Regions from separate parts of the Homo sapiens genome. Here region 2 is linked to region 1. Evidence: read pairs that join two places in POLR2A ChIA-PET (ENCODE). Cell type or tissue: GM12878. All regions are shown on one strand.

The links. ChIA-PET counts read pairs that join two places held together with the same protein. Peaks named below come from ENCODE experiments on the same cell type or tissue, not always from the same donor. Only the 100,000 strongest peaks of a DNase experiment are listed, where the experiment ranks them.
Region 2: POLR2A ChIA-PET joins it to region 1 with 5 read pairs; 2 of 35 experiments call an interaction of 5 or more read pairs at or near these places.

The regions. Positions count from the first base shown.
Region 1 is chr3:23,286,856-23,290,855 of GRCh38, forward strand. All of the region lies in intron 3 of UBE2E2 (ubiquitin conjugating enzyme E2 E2), which reads left to right. Among named protein-coding and RNA genes, the nearest start is that of UBE2E2, 86 kb to the left of the region's middle. In GM12878, no CTCF peak of the experiment used is centred here; no DNase peak of the experiment used is centred here.
Region 2 is chr3:23,548,443-23,552,442 of GRCh38, forward strand. All of the region lies in intron 5 of UBE2E2 (ubiquitin conjugating enzyme E2 E2), which reads left to right. Among named protein-coding and RNA genes, the nearest start is that of UBE2E1, 260 kb to the right of the region's middle. In GM12878, no CTCF peak of the experiment used is centred here; a DNase peak (open chromatin) is centred at 2,159.

The sequences.
Region 1 (4,000 bases):
CACTTCTTAGATTAAGCTAATTTGTAGGTATTTAATTTTATCTGTTGCTATTGTAAATAGAATTACACTTTTAATTTCTTTTTCAGATTGTTTGCTGTTGGCATATGGAGATGCTTTTATAGTGGTGAAAGTGGGTATCCTTTTTATGTTCCAGATCTTAGAGGAAAGTCTTTCAGTTTTTCCCCATTCAGTATGATACTAACTGTGGGTCTGTCATATATAGCTTTTATTATGTTGAGGTGTATTCCTTCTGTACTCAGTTTTTTGATGGTTTTTATCATGAAGGGATGTTGAATTTTATCAAATGCTTTTTCAGCAATGATCATATGGTTTTTGTCCTTCAATCTGTTGGTATTATGTATCACACTGATTGATTTGCATATATTGAACCATCCTTGCATCCCTGGGATAAATTCCACTTGGCCATGATAAAATGATCTTTTAAAATGTGTTGTTGAATTTGGTTCGCTAGTATTTTGTTGAAGATTTTTGCATTAGTGATCATTAAGGATACTGGCCTGTAGTTTGCATTTTTTGGTGTGCCTTTATCTGGTTTTGACATCAGGGTGATAATGGCCTCACGGAATGAATTGGGAAGTATTCCCTTCTCTTCTCTTTTTTAGAACAGTTTGAGTAGGATTGATAGTAATTCTTTAAATGTTTGATAAAATTCGGCCTTGAAGCCATCAGGTTCTGGGGTTTTCTTTGCTAGGAGACTTTTTATTATGGATTTGATGTCATTACTTGTTACTGGTCTGTTCAGGTTTTGGATTTCTTCATGGTTCAATTTTGGTAGGTTGTATGTGTCTAGGAAATCATCTGTTTCTTCTAGGTTTTCAGATGGATTGGCATATCTTTGCTCATAGTGCCCCTAATGATCCTTTGGATTTCTGCAGTGTTGGTTGTAATGTCTCTCTCTTTTTTTTTTTTTTTACATCTCTGATTTTATTCATTTGGGTGTTTTCTCTTTTTTTCTTAGTTCACCTGGCTAAAGACTTGTCAATTTTCTTTCTCTTTTCTAAAAACACACAGTTTTGTTGCTCTCGTATTTTCTTTATTTTGATTTCATTTATTTCTGCTCTGATCTTTATAATTTCTTTTCTTCTACTGACTTTGGGTTTGGTTTGCTCTTGCTTTTCTGGTTCTTTAAAATGCATCATTAGGTTGTTTATTTGAAGTTTTTCTTTTTTGATGCAGGCACTTGGAAGTATAAGCATCTGTCTTAGTACTGCTTTTGCTACATCCTATAGGTTTTGCTATGTTGTTTTTCCATTATCATTTGTTCCAAGAAATTTTTCAGTTTCCTTCTTAATTTCTTCATTGACCCACTGAGCATATGGTTTAATTTGCATACGTTTGTATAGTTTTGAAAATTCTTCTCGTTATTGAGCTCTAGTTTTATTCCATTCTGGCTAGAAAAGATACTTGACATTATTTCAGTTTTTTAAAATGTTTTGAGACTTGTTTTGTGGCCTAATATATAGTCTATCCTTGGGAATGATTCATGTGCTGAGGAGAAAAATGTGTATTCTGCAGCCGTGGGACAAAATGTTCTGTAAATATCTATTAGGTCCATTTTGTCTACAGTGCTGATTAAGTCTGATTTTTCTTTGTTGACTTTCTGTCTAGATGATCTGTCCAGTGCTGAAACTGGGATGTTGAAGTCTCCAGCTATTATTGTATTGGGATCTATCTTTCTCTTTAGCTCAACAATATTTGCTGTATATATCTGGGTGCTCCAGTTTTGGCTGCACATATATTTATGTTATATCCTCTTGCTGAATTGACCCTTTATCATTATATTATGACCTTCATTGTCTCTTTATAGTTTTTGTTTTGAAATCTATTTTGTCTGTATAGCTGCTCATGCTTTTTAGCTGGTATTCTTTGCACACATATCTTACAATGTAAAAAAAAAAACTTCTCTGAGCAAAAGCAATTTGACACTTCATAACGTCTAGAAATATTTTTTCAAATGTGATGTATGAATAGGAAGTAGCATACAAAAACAAATTACTGTGCTATCCCTCCCCCAAGAATACATATTCTCTCTTCACACCACGTGGCTGCTGCTGGGGCATGGGGGAGGGGTGGCATTGGCAGTTCAAGACTGTCCTACCCTCTTCAGTGACTCTTTTAGCAATATGAAGTTAAAAACCAGGTACTGTTACCACTCACCTGATGTTTAATTCTCATGAAGATGCTTTTTTGTGTAGATAGTTGTCAAATGTGATGTTCCTGCAGGGAGGACAATTGGTGGAGGCTTCTATTTGGCCAACTTGCTCCTCCTCATTTGTAAATATTTCAGTGGGTACCTGTGATTTGCTTTGAAGTACAGTAATTGGAGAAAGGGTAATGAGAGTTAACAAATACGGCTAAAGTGGAAACGTGGTCAGTCTTGAGCTGATTATTGTTGAAGCTGAATGAGGGATTTATAAAGGTCTGTTATGCTTTTCTTTCTAAGAGTTTGCTTGAAATCTTTTATACTTTAAAGTTGAGAAAACCAACAATGATACCAGCTCAGTACAGTACTCACACAGTGAAGGTTTGTTACTTTAGCTGGCATTCTTTGCAGACATACCTTATAATGTAAAGAGAAAACTTTTCTAAGCAAAAGCAATTTGACACTTTGCGACTTCTAGATACAATTTTTCAAATGTGATGGATGAATAGGAAGTAGCAAACAAAAGCAGATGATGAGGAAATACCGTTTAAGATGTCACTTTAAAATACTGTACTGTGTTACCATAAGTAGAGTGCATTTCTAGATCCTTACTACATTTTACACATCTTTTCTGATTATGTTTCTTCTTTTTATACTTTTAGGTATACACATTAGCTGAGTACTAGGAATTTTAAATGCATGCTATTTAGTTTTGAACGTTCAAGTACTTAGTTGAACTTAAGTTATGAAATTGTAAAGGAATGGTGTCTACCAGTGACATTACATTAAAGCTTTTCATAATCGAGTTGTGGTAAGTTGTTTTATTTTAAATTTCTACCGTAGGAACAGAATGGTTCTGTAAAAGTTATTTTTCTTACTGTGATATAATTAAAAAATATGACCATACTTTTGCATAAAGAATTGATAGACTATTTCTCTTACGGAGCATATATGCATGCAAAATTGACTAAAGAGGACTCATTTAAAACATTTCTAAGGGGAAATTTGAGTTAACACAAGGGTGAATATATTTTAAGCCAGTTTATATTTTAAACCACTCAATAATGTGGTTTTGAAAAGTGACTTTTTAGAATATGTATGTATATGTCTACACACACACACATACGCACACATGCAAATGATGTGTTTACCCTGCTAAGCAGTTAGATTGGTAACTATGAGGTAGCAGCTTCTGTATCTTGTTACCTTGTTAGGTCAGTAAAGCAAGTGAGGGGGCACTTTATTAGTTTGTGGACCATTCTTGAAGCTGGTGACGCTGCAAAGGGTCCAAGGCTTGCCCTCTCTGCTAGTCTAGATCACTGTTTCTGAGACTGTAATGTATGTGTAAATCACCTGGAGGTCTTGTTAAAAGTGTAGACCTTGTTTTAGAGATCTGGGATGGGGCCTAAGATTCTAACAAGCTCCTTAGGTGATGCCAATGTAGGTTTGAGGACCTCTCTTTTTTTTAATTTTTATTTTTTTGAACTAGGGGCTTGCTTTGTTGCCTAGGCTGGTCTCCAACTCTTCCGTTCAAGTGATCCTCCCACTTCAGCTTCCTGAGTAACTGGGATTATAGGAGAACGTGCCCAGTTAAGGACCAGCTCTTTGAATAGCAAAGGACAAGCTTATCATAGTTGTGATTTAGAATTTAAAACCTCAGATAAACTATGGTTATAGGTAATATATTTATACTAACTTTAAAAAATATCAAATTTTATTATTATTATTTTTTGGATTTAAAAAATGTTTCTGGCCAGGCGTGGTGGCTCTCACCTGTAATCCCAGCAGTTCTGGGGAGGCCAAGGTGGGAGGATCGCTTCAGTCCAGGAGTTCAAC
Region 2 (4,000 bases), 260 kb after region 1:
TTTGATTTGACTCCACCTTCAAGCTGGAAGCCTAACCCTCTATGGGAGTCACTAAGATGGAGCCAATGGCAAACTGAAGTGGACCAGCACTTACTTACTTCTTTAAGACAGAACTTTGCGGTGTATTCTTGGTTGTTCCTTCTCTCTAATCCCTTTTCCCGTTAGCTGGTCTCTTCTCTCTGCATTTCCAGCCTCCTGATTTTTCTGCTGCTGTTTCTCTTCTCTTTTCTTATCCTTATGGTTCACGTGCTGCTCTCCTCCTTAACTTCATTTAACCTTGCTTGCACTCAGTAAAATATTTAAAAACAAACAGAAGGACTTCCAAGCCATATTTTTTATTTTTTAAGAGTAGCTTTATTTATTATTATCTCTATAACCATATGACTCAGCCTGTACTGTCTGTTAGACCAATATATAATCTTGGAATATCCCTTTTCACTTCATGTGCCAAGTTGGTGGCTCCTGTTCTTCTGGTATGCCAGGGCAAGAATGGCCCCATCAGCTCTCAAAAGAGGTACATAGTAGCAACTCTGAAAATGTGGCTGAACACTGTGAGTAATGTTGTAGTTCTTGCCAGTCTCAGCCAGTACCTACCTTCTTAATAAATGGCCTCTTTCCCCAGCTAAACTGTTTCTTTTTTTAACCTACTTTGGAAAATATATTAAAGTCCTATACTTTGTAAGCAGCACTGCCAAAGCAGTATCATGCACATAGCATAATAATCTCATTTTGATGTTCTAAAGTTCTTTCTTTGTCCTTTGTAATGGATGGCAAGGTTTTAAATGAAAACACTGGAGTTGCTCCATAGCATGAGATGGTTTTTTATTGTTTTGCTCTAAGCTGTTGCCCTGATCTCTACTACATTTATGCCTGATTTCTCTAAGTCATAGTGACATGCCCTTGCATGCATCTTTTCAGCAAACCTTATGATGCCTATTGCTAGACTTATCAGTGTCAGGTCATGAGAACAATGCAAGGTTATACCTTGCCATGTTAAAGAAAATTAAGTCAAAGGACCTAAGTTATACTGAGTTTTGAAGCTGTCAAGAAAGCCAGAGCCTTGGCCCAGCTCTCTCACTAACTAGCTAGTGACCTTGGATAAATCGGTGCCCTCATTTGTGAATTAAAGATTGTACTTCTGACCCTATCTTGCAGCATTATTGTGAGGAAAAAATGGTATGTGTGGACCTCTGTAAACACTTTGAAGGCTATGAGTATCATTACGTGGAATGTTATTGAACTGAAAGTCCATATTAGCTGTGTTAGGTGTGATGACCTCGCCTTTGAGATGTCTAAAAAAGGAATTTCAACCGGGCGCGGTGGCTCACACCTGTAATCCCGGCACTTTGGAAGGCTGAGGTGGGTGGATCACCTGAGGTCAGGAGTTTGAGACCAGCCTGGCCAACATGGTGAAACCCTGTGTCTTCTAAAAATACACTAATTAGCTGAGCGTGGTGGGAGGTACTGGTAATCCCAGCTACTCAGGAGGCTAAGGCAGGAGAATCGCTTAAACCTAGGAGGCGCAGGCTGTAGTAAGACGAGATCGCACCATTGCACTCCAGCCTGGGTAACAGAGAGAGACTCCATCTCAAAAAAAAAAAAAAAGCAATTTCATTCTCAGCATAAAATCTTTAGATAACTCCTTTATAGTTTGTTAAGTTTGGAGTTTCAAATGTGGTGGAATTTACTTTCTATAAAAAAACTAGTAGGAAGAATGAATTATAACTCAAACTTGATTTAATGATTTTAATTTGCTTTAGGCTCCTATTTTTATAATCTAGATAACTATTGAGGATTATCTTCTGTCATCTATAAAATGAATTATGAGTCTGCCTCTTTATTCCCAGCACCTATAATGTACAAACTGTATTCCCCTATGCAACCCCATGTGGCCAAAGGGCTCCCCGTGAAATTGCCTTATTTCAAGCCCAAGCCTCTTTTAACCTTGACTGCTATCCCCACTGTTCCTTTGCTTTTACTCTGTATAAATCTCAGGCATAAGAGACAACTTAAAATATGTCAGGATATTATATTAGATAACAAAACTCCTAGAGGTCAAAGACTATGTTGTCCAGAGAGTTTTGTTATCGCAAACTCCTGGAGGTCAGAGACTATGTCTAGTTAAGATGGGAGTGAAACTCAACTTTTTCACTTCTGCTTCTGGCCATGAAGAATAACAGGAGCCAGATTTACACTCCTACCTTAGACTACCTTTCTAGTTAGAAAACTAGACATTCCCTGAGAGGAGAAACAGATGAAGTAAGCCCTACAATTGTCCCCAGCTTACTGCCTAGAAGCAGTTTCCAGGATACTGTACAAGGAGAAAGAAACCAAAGAGAGAGGCCAGCAGTGTCACTGAGTTGAGGAGACAGAGATAGGAGTTTGGGAAGATCAAGATGGCTAGCATTTGTGGGGCAGAAACCCAGAGAAGAGGGATTGTACAGAGAGAATGCCCTAGAAATCTGAAGAGAGATCCCCTTGAGCCTTTGGTTAAGTTTGCATATAATCATCAAAAGATCCTGCCTTATTAGTAGGGATGAATTACTCTAAAGACTACATTGCATCTGCTCTAACAGTTTAAAAGCAAGTTTTGAAAGTATCATACTGTTCCTAAATAACTTAACTCCCTGTTAGAGTAAAATGCAACATTCTTTGGAATAAGGTACAACATTCTTTATGGAAATACAACAAATTCCAACACTCAACAACATAAAAATTGCAGTGTTCAACATTCCATAAAATATTACCACGGACTTAAAAGGCAAGAAAAGAGAATTCATAACCAGTTGAAAAATAAATAAAAATGGAAAAGACTAAAACATTTTTGTTTATAAAAGGGCAACCTTTTAAGTTAATTACTAAAGCATTATAACTTTGGTAAGTATTCTCAAATTGATTTAGTTCTTAACTTCATGAAATGTGAATGCTTTAAGAATTGACCAGCATGTCTTTTGCTTAGTTAAAACCAGAATATTAAACTGAAGAGAAACTTATGTTGGCTCTATATTAGTAGAAACATGCAAACAGCTATACTATTCAAACTTGCTAGTAACTTGGGGCTACTATCATTACTGTTACTGTAGGACTTACATGGCTGGCCATTTACAATCTAAAGAAATGTGAGTGGGAAGTAAGAGAATCACAGAAACAATATGTTGCCTCATTGGATCTTTGAGAAGGTGTGGTTAGAAAGAATGGGGGCAGCTGGAAGAGGATTATCCTGGAGTAGAGGACAAAGAAATGTGGGGATGAGAGAGTAAAAAGGATGACTGACTAGAGGGCCTTGCATGGTGGGAGATGACGATAGGGATGTAAAGCATGGTTTGCTGTAGCTGGTCCCAGGCTCGGCTAGGGCCTCGTATAAGGGTGTGTGCTACGGACTGAACTGTGTTCTCCCCAAAATTAATATGTTGAAGCCCTAACTCCTAATGTGACTATATTTGGAGATAGGGCTTATAAAGAGGTAATCAAAGTTAAACTAGGTCATAAGGGTGGAACCCTGATCCAATGGGATTCATGTCCCTTTAAGGAGAGACACCAGAGAACTCTGTCTTTCTGCCTTGTGAGGACACATCCAGAAGGCAGCCATCTATAAGCCCCCAAGAGTCCTCGTCAGAAACCACATCAGCCAGCACCATGATCTTTGAGTTCCCAGCCTCCAGAACTGAGAGAAATAAATTTCTGCTTTTTAAGCCACCCAGTCTATGGTTTGTTGTATGGCCACCCGGGCAGACTAATACAGGTGTATTAAAGTTTTAGTCAGCAGCCAGGCTTGGTGGCACCCCCCTGTAGTCCTAGCTACTCGGAGGCCAAGGTAGAAAGATCACTGGAGCCCAGGGGTTCGAGGTTGCACTGGGCCAAGATCAGGACACTGCACTCCAGCCTAAGCAACAGAGAGAGACCCCTTCTCTAAAAAATAAAGTTTCAGTCAGAATGTCAATAAAAATATTCTGCATCATGTACCAATTCCCAGGGGACTGAGGGTGTTGAGTAGATCTGG